Linked DNA regions of Homo sapiens: region 1 is linked to region 2. A link is a loop called in an ENCODE intact Hi-C map of the cell type or tissue named here. Cell type or tissue: PC-3. All regions are shown on one strand. Links, peaks and the distances in the headings refer to the core of each region. The heading gives the core; the rest is flanking DNA.

Region 1 (4,391 bases), core at 301-4,300, 220 kb before region 2:
GAGTTACTGGGAGGGTGTGAGTAGTGAGCTCCCCGTCACTCAAGGTATTCAACAGCTTGGATAACTTTGTCAGTTTGCTGAAGGAGATTCCCATACTGACTGGAACATAGATAAGATCCCTTCTAACAGTCAGATTCCCCATGACCAGATTAGCTACTTTGGCACCACTGTCTGAGACAGACTATTGAGCTGGGGGCACCACTGTCTGACTCAGTACGGCAGTGGTTTATGGAAAAGCTGAAAACATGCTCCAATATACCTTTTAAATGCCTTCCTTCTATTAAAATATCGAATACCAATTATTATTAAATATTTAAGCACCCAGGAGAGTTGGTTTTCCAGGTTGAAGCCTGCCCCAGTCACTCATCCTTATGCTGTGGACACGTGGAGGGGTCATTTCAGGAAATTTCCATTTGTCTCTCAGGTCCTGGGAGCACAAGAGGAGAAAAGGAAGACACGTTATTGACAACCATGGTGAGTGTGGGGCTTTTCTAAAAGCATTTTAGGTCTCCGGCAATCATCAGTTGATTGATTTACAAGGAGGGATGTAGGTGTTTGTCTGTCTTTGTAGTGGTCACAGATAGGGTTGGTGATGAGAATGTGTAACAGTGGGCTTAGCTCTGGCACTGAGGAGTCAGAACAGATGCCAGCTCTAAACTGTGGAGAGGGCTGTGCTGGTGCTCACCCGCTGGGTGTCAGCCCTGGCCCTGTTCTCATGGAGGCAGGGGATTGAGGGTAGGAATTGATGGGCAGCATGAGAAATGAAGACTCACCATTTGGGCTGTGGAGAACCAGGGTGAGAGGAGTCAAAGAGGAGGCTATGTTTCCAGCTGGGGAGGCCTCAGTTTCCTCATCTGTAACTTAGAGATGTATTAGGATTAGGGTCAACTGTGAGTAACGGAAAATCCCCAAGTAACAATGGTGTAAATAAGACAGCAGCCTACTTCATTCAAGTAAACAAAGTCCAGAACTAGTATATGGCTCATTGGAGTTAGGGACTTGAGTCCTTTCTGCCTGTTGGTCCCCCATGTGTAGTTTCTGTTTCTCAGGTCACCTCTTGGTTCAAGATGGCTGCCAGAGCTCTGGCCCATGACGGCCTCATTCCAGCCAGCAGGAGAGAGGAGGGGAGAAGAGGTAGCCATGGGCACATGCCAGCTGTCTTTAAGGAAGTTTCTTGGGGCCACGCACAGTAGCTCATGCCTGTAATCCCAGCACTTTGGGAGGCGGAGGCAGGTGAATCACGTGAGGTCAGGAGTTTGAGACCAGCCTGGCCAACATGGTGAAACCTCATCTCTACTAAAAATACAAAAATTAGCTGGGCATGGTGGTGGGCGCCTGTAATACCAGATACTCGGGAGGCTGAGGCAGGAGAATTGCTTGAACCCGGGAGGTGGAGGTTGCAGTGAACCAAGCTCGTGCCATTGCTCTCCAGCCTGGGCAACAGAGCAAGATTCTGTCTTTAAAAAAAAAAAAAAAAAGGGTTTTTGGCAACTACTCTGCTTAAATCACAGTGGGGAAGCTGGGAAATGAAGTCTTTGTTCCAAGTGGTCCTGTGCCCATCTAAATGAACATTAGGGGTGTCATTTCTAAGATGTGAAAAGTAGATACTGGGGGACAGTTTGCAGTCTCTGACTTCGGGGATCCCTCATGGTTATGGTTTTTAAACAAGATCACTCCCAGGAAGTTCTTAGCATAGTGTCTGGCCCAGAATAAGCTCCGTGGTGTGAACTTGGATGTGTTACCTCCCCTCTCTGGGTTTCACGTTTGTTTCCTCTGACATGAGAGCTTAGTGGTTAAAGTTGGACTTGAGTCCCTTTAGCGCTAAGACCCTAATACTAGCCAGCAGAGGGCAGTATTGCTGAGGACAAGGGAGCAGAGGGGGCTCCCAGAAAAGGCATCAGCAGTGTCAGGAACTTTAGAGCCCAGCGAGGGGTCCTGACCCAATCTGCCCACGGCTCCCTGCCACCCCAACAGGTGTAAATTGATGGCTCGAACACTGACTGTGGGGGCTTGTGCTGCCTGACGTTTGATCATGTTATTAAATAGCAATAATTATTTTTGGTGTGAAGACAGAAATGCTATTTTAGAAATTTTGGAAGAAGCAGTAAAACATATAGAAGGAAAATAAATTCATCCCTGATCACACACCCAACTATAACCATGGTTGGCATTTTTATGGATATGTCTTTTGAGTATTTTTTGTAAGCAGTTTTTTAGCATGTATAAATATGATATGATGTTGTATATAATAATAGCAAATACCATAGCTTTTACTAAGTACCAGCTACTATTCATCGCACTTTGCATGTATCAGCTCATTTAATATTCCTGAGGTTGGCACTGTTAGTATCTTTCCCATATTGTGTTGAATCCAATTTATTTGTGATTTATGTGTTGTGACCATCTTTTCCATGTCATAAAACACCATGTAGCCACATCATATTTAATGGCTACATTAGAACATTCTAGTGTAGGAACGTGTCTCTTTATCCAAGACTGAACTGTCAGACTCTGGGATTTCTAGTTTTTTGTTATTTTAACAGCTCAGATGAATGTCCTTATACCTTCGTTTCCCCCACTTGCCTGATTATTTGCTCAGGATGAATACCTAGAAATGGAATTCCTGGGTCAAAGGTTGTGAATGTCATTGGCTTCCAGAAAGATAGCAACAATTTAGACTGTTACCCCAGGGAGGGAAAATACCCTTTTGTGGTGGTGGATTTGTCGCTGTGAGTTTCCAACTCAACCCCGTTTGCTGGATGAGCTTGTTGTGGTCTAGAGGGAAAGAGGGGACAGCACTTGTTTAGAGACTCAGAAAAGCAGGACAGAGCCAGCCTGGGAACCCCGGAGGTGTACTACTTCCCCAACTGCTCATGCCCTGTAGAGGGCGCCAGTGTGCCTGCCCCCCCATAATGGGTGGGGTGGCCCGGCTGCCCTGCTGATGGGCATGTGCAGCCATCAGTGTGGAGATGCCCGCCTGCTCGGCTCCCGAGGCGAGTTTAGCTGTGGGATGCCCGTTGCTGCAAAGCTCCATCTGGCACAAAGTTCACTATTTTTCTTAATTAAGGTGAGCTTGGTCTGTGAACACTTCCTTGAAGATCTAACAGTCATTACTGTGTAGATTTTATACTGACCCCCAAATCACATTTTCAAAATTAAAAATTAAATTACAATTAAATGTCAGCAGCAGGAGGCGTGGCTGGAGCAAGCTGGGATGTGGGGGGCTGGGGAAGAGAGTGGTGCTGAGCCCTAGCCCTTATCACCTCCTGCTTCCTTCTTCACTCCCAATGGCTGCTCATGCTGGTCTCCTTGCAGCACTGCACCCATGTCCTGCTCCTCTAGGTTCCAGGCCTTTCCATATTCTGGCCCCTCACTCAGTCTGGAATGCACCTCCTGGTCCTCACTGGCCCAGCTTAAACTGTCGTTCTCAGCTCGGTTCCCACAAAGGTGCCTTCACTGTGCAGCAGGGGCACCCCTCCTCTGTGTTCTCCCAGTTCCCCTGCCTCCCCCACAGCACACCAACATCATCTGCTTCTCCTTGGCGCTCTGTCTCCTCTGCCCCATTCTGATCTTGCTGCTGTGAGGAGAGATCCAGAAGAAGCCTGGTGTTGGCGCAGAGCAGACATGGGTGTTGTGCGGTTACTGGGAGGAGAGCTGTAGATGCCACATAGCTCCCGGCTTGGGTGGAGGGGTGGATGGTGGTGCCATGCCCCAAGAAGCAGGAAAAACATGGAGTCTTTCCTGCAGAGTTGGGAGCCCTCCTGGGGGCTTGTCTAACCCTCAGCCTGTCTTTTTCAGCTTCGAAACGGAGCTCCCCTCACCAGACTCCCGAGTGACAAGCTGAAAGCAGTCATCCCCCCATTCCTACCCCCTTCCAGTTTTGAGCTGTGGAGCTCTGATCGGTCCCGGACGCGTCACAACGGGAAGGCAGACCCCATGAAGACTGCGCTGCCCCAGAGAGCCAGCAGGGGCCACCCCGTGGGCGGCGGGGGCACAGACACTGTAAGTTGTCTTCTGACACACTTTTACACATCACTCACTGCTCACTGAGATCATGGTGTGTTCCAGGCAGCGGGACCTCAAACCGACGAATCCAGAGGGGTTGCAACTTTTTTTTTCTTTTGAATGGATGATATCCTTTTGTCTAATGAAGCCCTACAGAGCAACTCAGTATGGAAAATAGATTAAAATGTTGAGGTAGCAGGGAACATCTGTCCCCTCACTGGAACCCTAGATCTCCAAGGAGCACAGTTTGAAGACCTGATCCATCTAATCCAACCTTCCTTTTAGTAGATGAGGAAACTGGGACCCAGGGAGTGGGAGTAATAGCTGAAGATCACCAGCCAAGTGTGAGTGAACCATAATCAAGAGCAAACACTCAGCGGCAACTC
Region 2 (4,391 bases), core at 105-4,104:
ACATCTACTTCATAGGGTTGTTTTGCACATTAAGTGAAGAAGTGAATGCTAAGCCCTTCATGCAGTGCTTGCTCCACGGTACGTGCTCATTATTTCATAATTTCAAGAAGTCAAAATATCTAAGCTCAGGTCCCAGCTTTGCCTCTTTTTTTTCCTCTTTTTGAGAAGGGGTCTCCTCTGTCACCCAGGCTGGAGTGCAGTGGCACAATCACAGCTTACTGCAGCCTCAATGTCTCAGACTCAGTTGATTCTCCTGCCTCAGCCTCCCGAGTAGCTGAGACCACAAACTCGAACCACAATGCCTAATTTTTTGCATTTTTTTGTAGAGATGGGGTTTCGCCATGTTGCCCAGGCTGGTCTTGAACTCCTGGCCTCAGGCAATCCTCCTGCCTCGGCCTCCCAAAGTGCTGGGATTACAGGTGTTAGCCACCGCACCTGGCTGCTTTGCCTCTTACTAGCTATGGGGCCCCAGGCAAGTCACTATACCTCCCTGAGACTCAGTTTCTCCCACAGGAAACAAAGGCACTAATGTCTCCCTTACAAATTGTCACAAGTTCCCAATAAGAATATGCTGAGTGCAGTGGCTCACACTTATAATCCCAGCACTTTTGGAAGCCAAGGCAGGAGGATCACTTGAGGCCAAGAGTTTCAGACCAGCCTGGGCAAAATAGCGAGACCCCTGTCTCTACTAAATATAAAAAATAAAAAAAATAGCCAGGCATGGTGGCACGTGGGTATAATCCCAGCTACTCAGGAGGTAGAGGCAGGAGGATGCTTGAGCCCAAGAGTTCCGGGCTGCAGTGAGCTATGATCATGCTACTGTACCCCAGTCTGGGTGACAGAGTGAGACCCTGTCTCTAAGAAAAAGAAAAAGAAAAAAAGGACTGGCCACAGCAGGGGGTGGTAAAAGCTGAACTGCTGTGCATTTGATGAAAAACTAAACCTCATTAACAGAAAGGAGAAATGATTGTTCCCCAAGAGGTTCTAGCCCAAGCTCTCTCTGACTAAAGAGATTTAAAATCTTACAGCCAGTCTATGCACGATACCCCAGAAGGCCTTTTGTTGGAGTGGGGCTTCCAGAACTCACTCAAATGCCAGGCATTCATTTTCCCTTGTTAACTTGGGAAATGCTTTGCAGCCACCCCGCATCACATTAATCTCACCGGCATCTATGTTGAGGCACTTTTTGTCCAAACAGTTTTTCACCAGGGCTTGAGCACAGCGGCGACCTGGCGCAGACCTGAAGTGGACCCGAGTTCCCAACACACACAGCCTGGGGCCTTTGTATACATCCTGGCACTGGCCACAAACAGTGTTTTGTCAGAAGCTTCCTGAGAAAGTTGCGTTCCATTCATCTCAGCTGAAAGGAACCCTAGATGACAAATACCTCCCTCATTTAATTACAGAAACAGTCAGCAAAGTCGTGGAAAAAGATTAAACCAACAGAGAAAAGAGCAAGCCTCAATCATTTTCTCATCCCTTTGCATTTGGCCTGAGTTCCTTACCTAGGACTTAGCAACTGTGGTCCCCCCTGCCCGGTTATACCTGCCTCCTGAAAAAAATGGTTTATTTTTGCAGAGAAGCTAAACTCGGATGCCCCAAAACAGGTGAAGAATGAATTGCATTTAGGCAAGAATTCGTCAATGCCTTGGAATGTCATAAAGATCCTGAAGCTGGGAGATGAGTTTACATTTTTCGTCTGGGTTCGTATCTGCAAATGGAAGTGAGGCACAATGGCAGTTATCTGAATAAATCAGATTAAATAAAACACACACCCACACAAGACCAAGAAACTCCTTAATCATTTTCTTCAATGTTCGCGAAGCATAGATTTTTGTGGTTGCAGAGAACCTTTGAAATCTTTGGTCCAATCCATCACTTTCAGAGATGAGAAAAACAGACATCTAAAAGGGGGGAAATGACTTACCCTTGTTCTCTCAGTCACAGGGACAGGGTTAAGCCTAAATGTCCCGGCTCCCTAAAGAGGCCTCGTAGCTGCATGAGCTCACCACTTCTCTCTGCATTCAGGTGCTGCTTGTTAAAGTGACTCATGGTTCAGTATGCAGGCCCTGAACGCTCATGAAACATATCACGGCAGGCTAGAGGCCTCCAGCTGGAGAGAGATGCTCATGGCTCTCTTCCCACCCCATGCTGCTGGTTAAATATGTCTCCTCCAAAACTTGCTGTGTTTGAGAGGCCCTGGAAGCCATGGCATAAATTGTTCCCTCCCTGGTCTACTGGATGACCTTTCTGGGCCACAGTTTTTTCAGGTATAAAATGGATCATAATTTCTACCTTGGGTAATCTGTCTGAAAGTTTTTGTTTTGTTTGGTTTGGTTTGGTTGAGACAAAGTCTTGCTCTGTTTCACTCGCCGAGGCTGGAGTGCGGTGGCATGATCTCAGCTCACTGCAACCTCTTCTTCCTGGGTTTAAGCGATTGTTCTGCCTCAGCCTCCTGGGTAGCTGGGATTACAGGTGCCCACCACCACGCCCGGCTAATTTTTGTATTTTTAGTAGAGACAGGGTTTCACCATGTCGGCCAGGCTGGTCACAAATTGCCGACCTCAAGTGATCTACGCACCTCGGCCTCCCAAAGTGCTGGGATTACAGGCATGAGCCACTGCACCTAGCCCTGTCTGAAAGTATTAATCACCAAGTCAGACGTGTGTTCATAAAAACTCTCCTTTGGATGGCTTAGACTGTGGCTGGCCGATTGGGTGGTTGGGTCATTTCTCCATTCATTCATCTATCCACTGTCAAGCAGGCTTTACTCTCAGGCATGTTAGAGAATGGATTTTTTTTTTGAGTGAGTGTAGGATGAGGAAATAAAAACAAAAATCCTGTCCCCCAGGAAGATTGCAAAGGATCCCCCGTGTGAACAGACTCTCCACAAATCCAGTATCTATGAACTCTCTGGCAATCATAATCACAGGGAATGCAGGGGACTTTATGCATCTGTAAAGCTTCAGAGTCCACAAAGTTCTTTTACATCCTGCCATCACCCCTCCAAAGCAGGCAGGGCAGAGCTTACAATCTTAGTTCTACAGATGCAAGAAGGACTAGTGGCCTAAGTTTGCACAGCTGGGAAAAGACAGCGTTGAGGTCCAAATCCAAGGTCTTTGGAGTCCAGGGGTCTGAATCACACTCAGCTGCTGCCCGTCTTTGCCAGGATGTCTCTGGGATTCAGACTGAGGGGCTTGTATCATTTCTGAGGGGCTGTGGTGGTGAGGATGGAGGCAGTATGACTTAACAGTACTGGTTCCACTCCTCCATTTCTAAGTTGCATGATCTTGGACAAGTTCCTTTTTTCTTTTTATATTGTGGTAAAATGCACAAGATAAAATTCGCCATTTTAACCATTTTAAAGTGGATGAGTCATTGTCATTGAGTACATTCACAACGTTGTTCAACCATCACCACTATTTAGAGCTGAAACATTTTCATGCTTTCTTGGGCATGAAAGCTTTTGTGCTTTCGCCCCAATTTGCTTTGTTGGGCAAGTTTTTTAACCTCTAAGCCTCGGTTTTCTTATCCATACGATTACTAACGGCACCTGCCACAGGGTTGTTGTGAGGATCAGGTGGGATAACTGGGAAGACTTGGCATAGATAAAAGGTGATGGGTGGGGGGCAGTTATACTAAATTTGTATACTGAGAACTAGGTTATAGGATTTGGACAGGACTATCTTGACGCTCCAGGATGAAGGTCAAAGCTGCTTCACCTTGCCCATATGCTGGCTTCAAGGCAACCACTCATAGTGCTTAATTCTTTGTGAACTTGGTCCTTGACACCAAGATTCTGGAGGATTTTGCCACTCCTCTGGCCAGGTGGCCATGGATAGTTCAGGGGAGCCATCAGGCCCTGTGGTCTGGTCGTAGATTGGGTAGTACCTGGATGCCATCATTATCAGAAGCACTCAGGTCACTTCCTGGGGTGGGAGTGAAAGAATGAGATGCTATTTAAGGATCTTCTGTGGGCCAGGATGTGCTCAAGACTCCCTGGGCAACTGCTCAAAACAAAGAGAATGCTGGTGATCCAGGTTTAGCCTGGCTACAGACTGGGGCAAGCAGGGCGGTGGGCAAAAACCCCATTCAGTGCCCAGAGCTGGCCAGTATGGGATGAGCTGGGCAGTCTTATCCACCAGCCCCCAGGGGCATGGCAGCACCACCACATTAGAGAGCAGTTTGATGGTACCAATCATGAACCTTAAAAACCTTCACACCACCTTGTGGTTTAAATGGCATCTGAACAACGTGAAAGAGGGTGCCAGGCCCTGCCACATATTTGGTTAAGTCAGACTAAATTTATTCGTGATTTTTCTAATACTTTTACTAAACTGACTTGAACTTTATTTTTGCAATATTTGAGAACATATGGTTTACTAAATAAA

The links. Peaks named below come from ENCODE experiments on the same cell type or tissue, not always from the same donor. Only the 100,000 strongest peaks of a DNase experiment are listed, where the experiment ranks them.
Region 1: a loop joins it to region 2, with 3 times the contacts of the local background. A loop is called at or near these places in 3 of 110 quality-filtered maps.

The regions. Positions count from the first base shown.
Region 1 is chr9:98,773,488-98,777,878 of GRCh38, reverse strand. ANKS6 (ankyrin repeat and sterile alpha motif domain containing 6) reads left to right here. Exons shown (of 15, transcript NM_173551.5): 8 at 425-474; 9 at 3,799-4,002. Among named protein-coding and RNA genes, the nearest start is that of ANKS6, 21 kb to the left of the region's middle. In PC-3, for the core only: CTCF peaks have their summits at 1,639, 1,847 (motif pointing right) and 2,885 (motif pointing right); no DNase peak of the experiment used is centred there.
Region 2 is chr9:98,549,362-98,553,752 of GRCh38, reverse strand. All of the region lies in intron 2 of GABBR2 (gamma-aminobutyric acid type B receptor subunit 2), which reads left to right. Among named protein-coding and RNA genes, the nearest start is that of GABBR2, 160 kb to the left of the region's middle. In PC-3, for the core only: no CTCF peak of the experiment used is centred there; DNase peaks (open chromatin) are centred at 1,322 and 2,032; H3K4me3 peaks cover 1,067 bases; H3K27ac peaks cover 2,525 bases.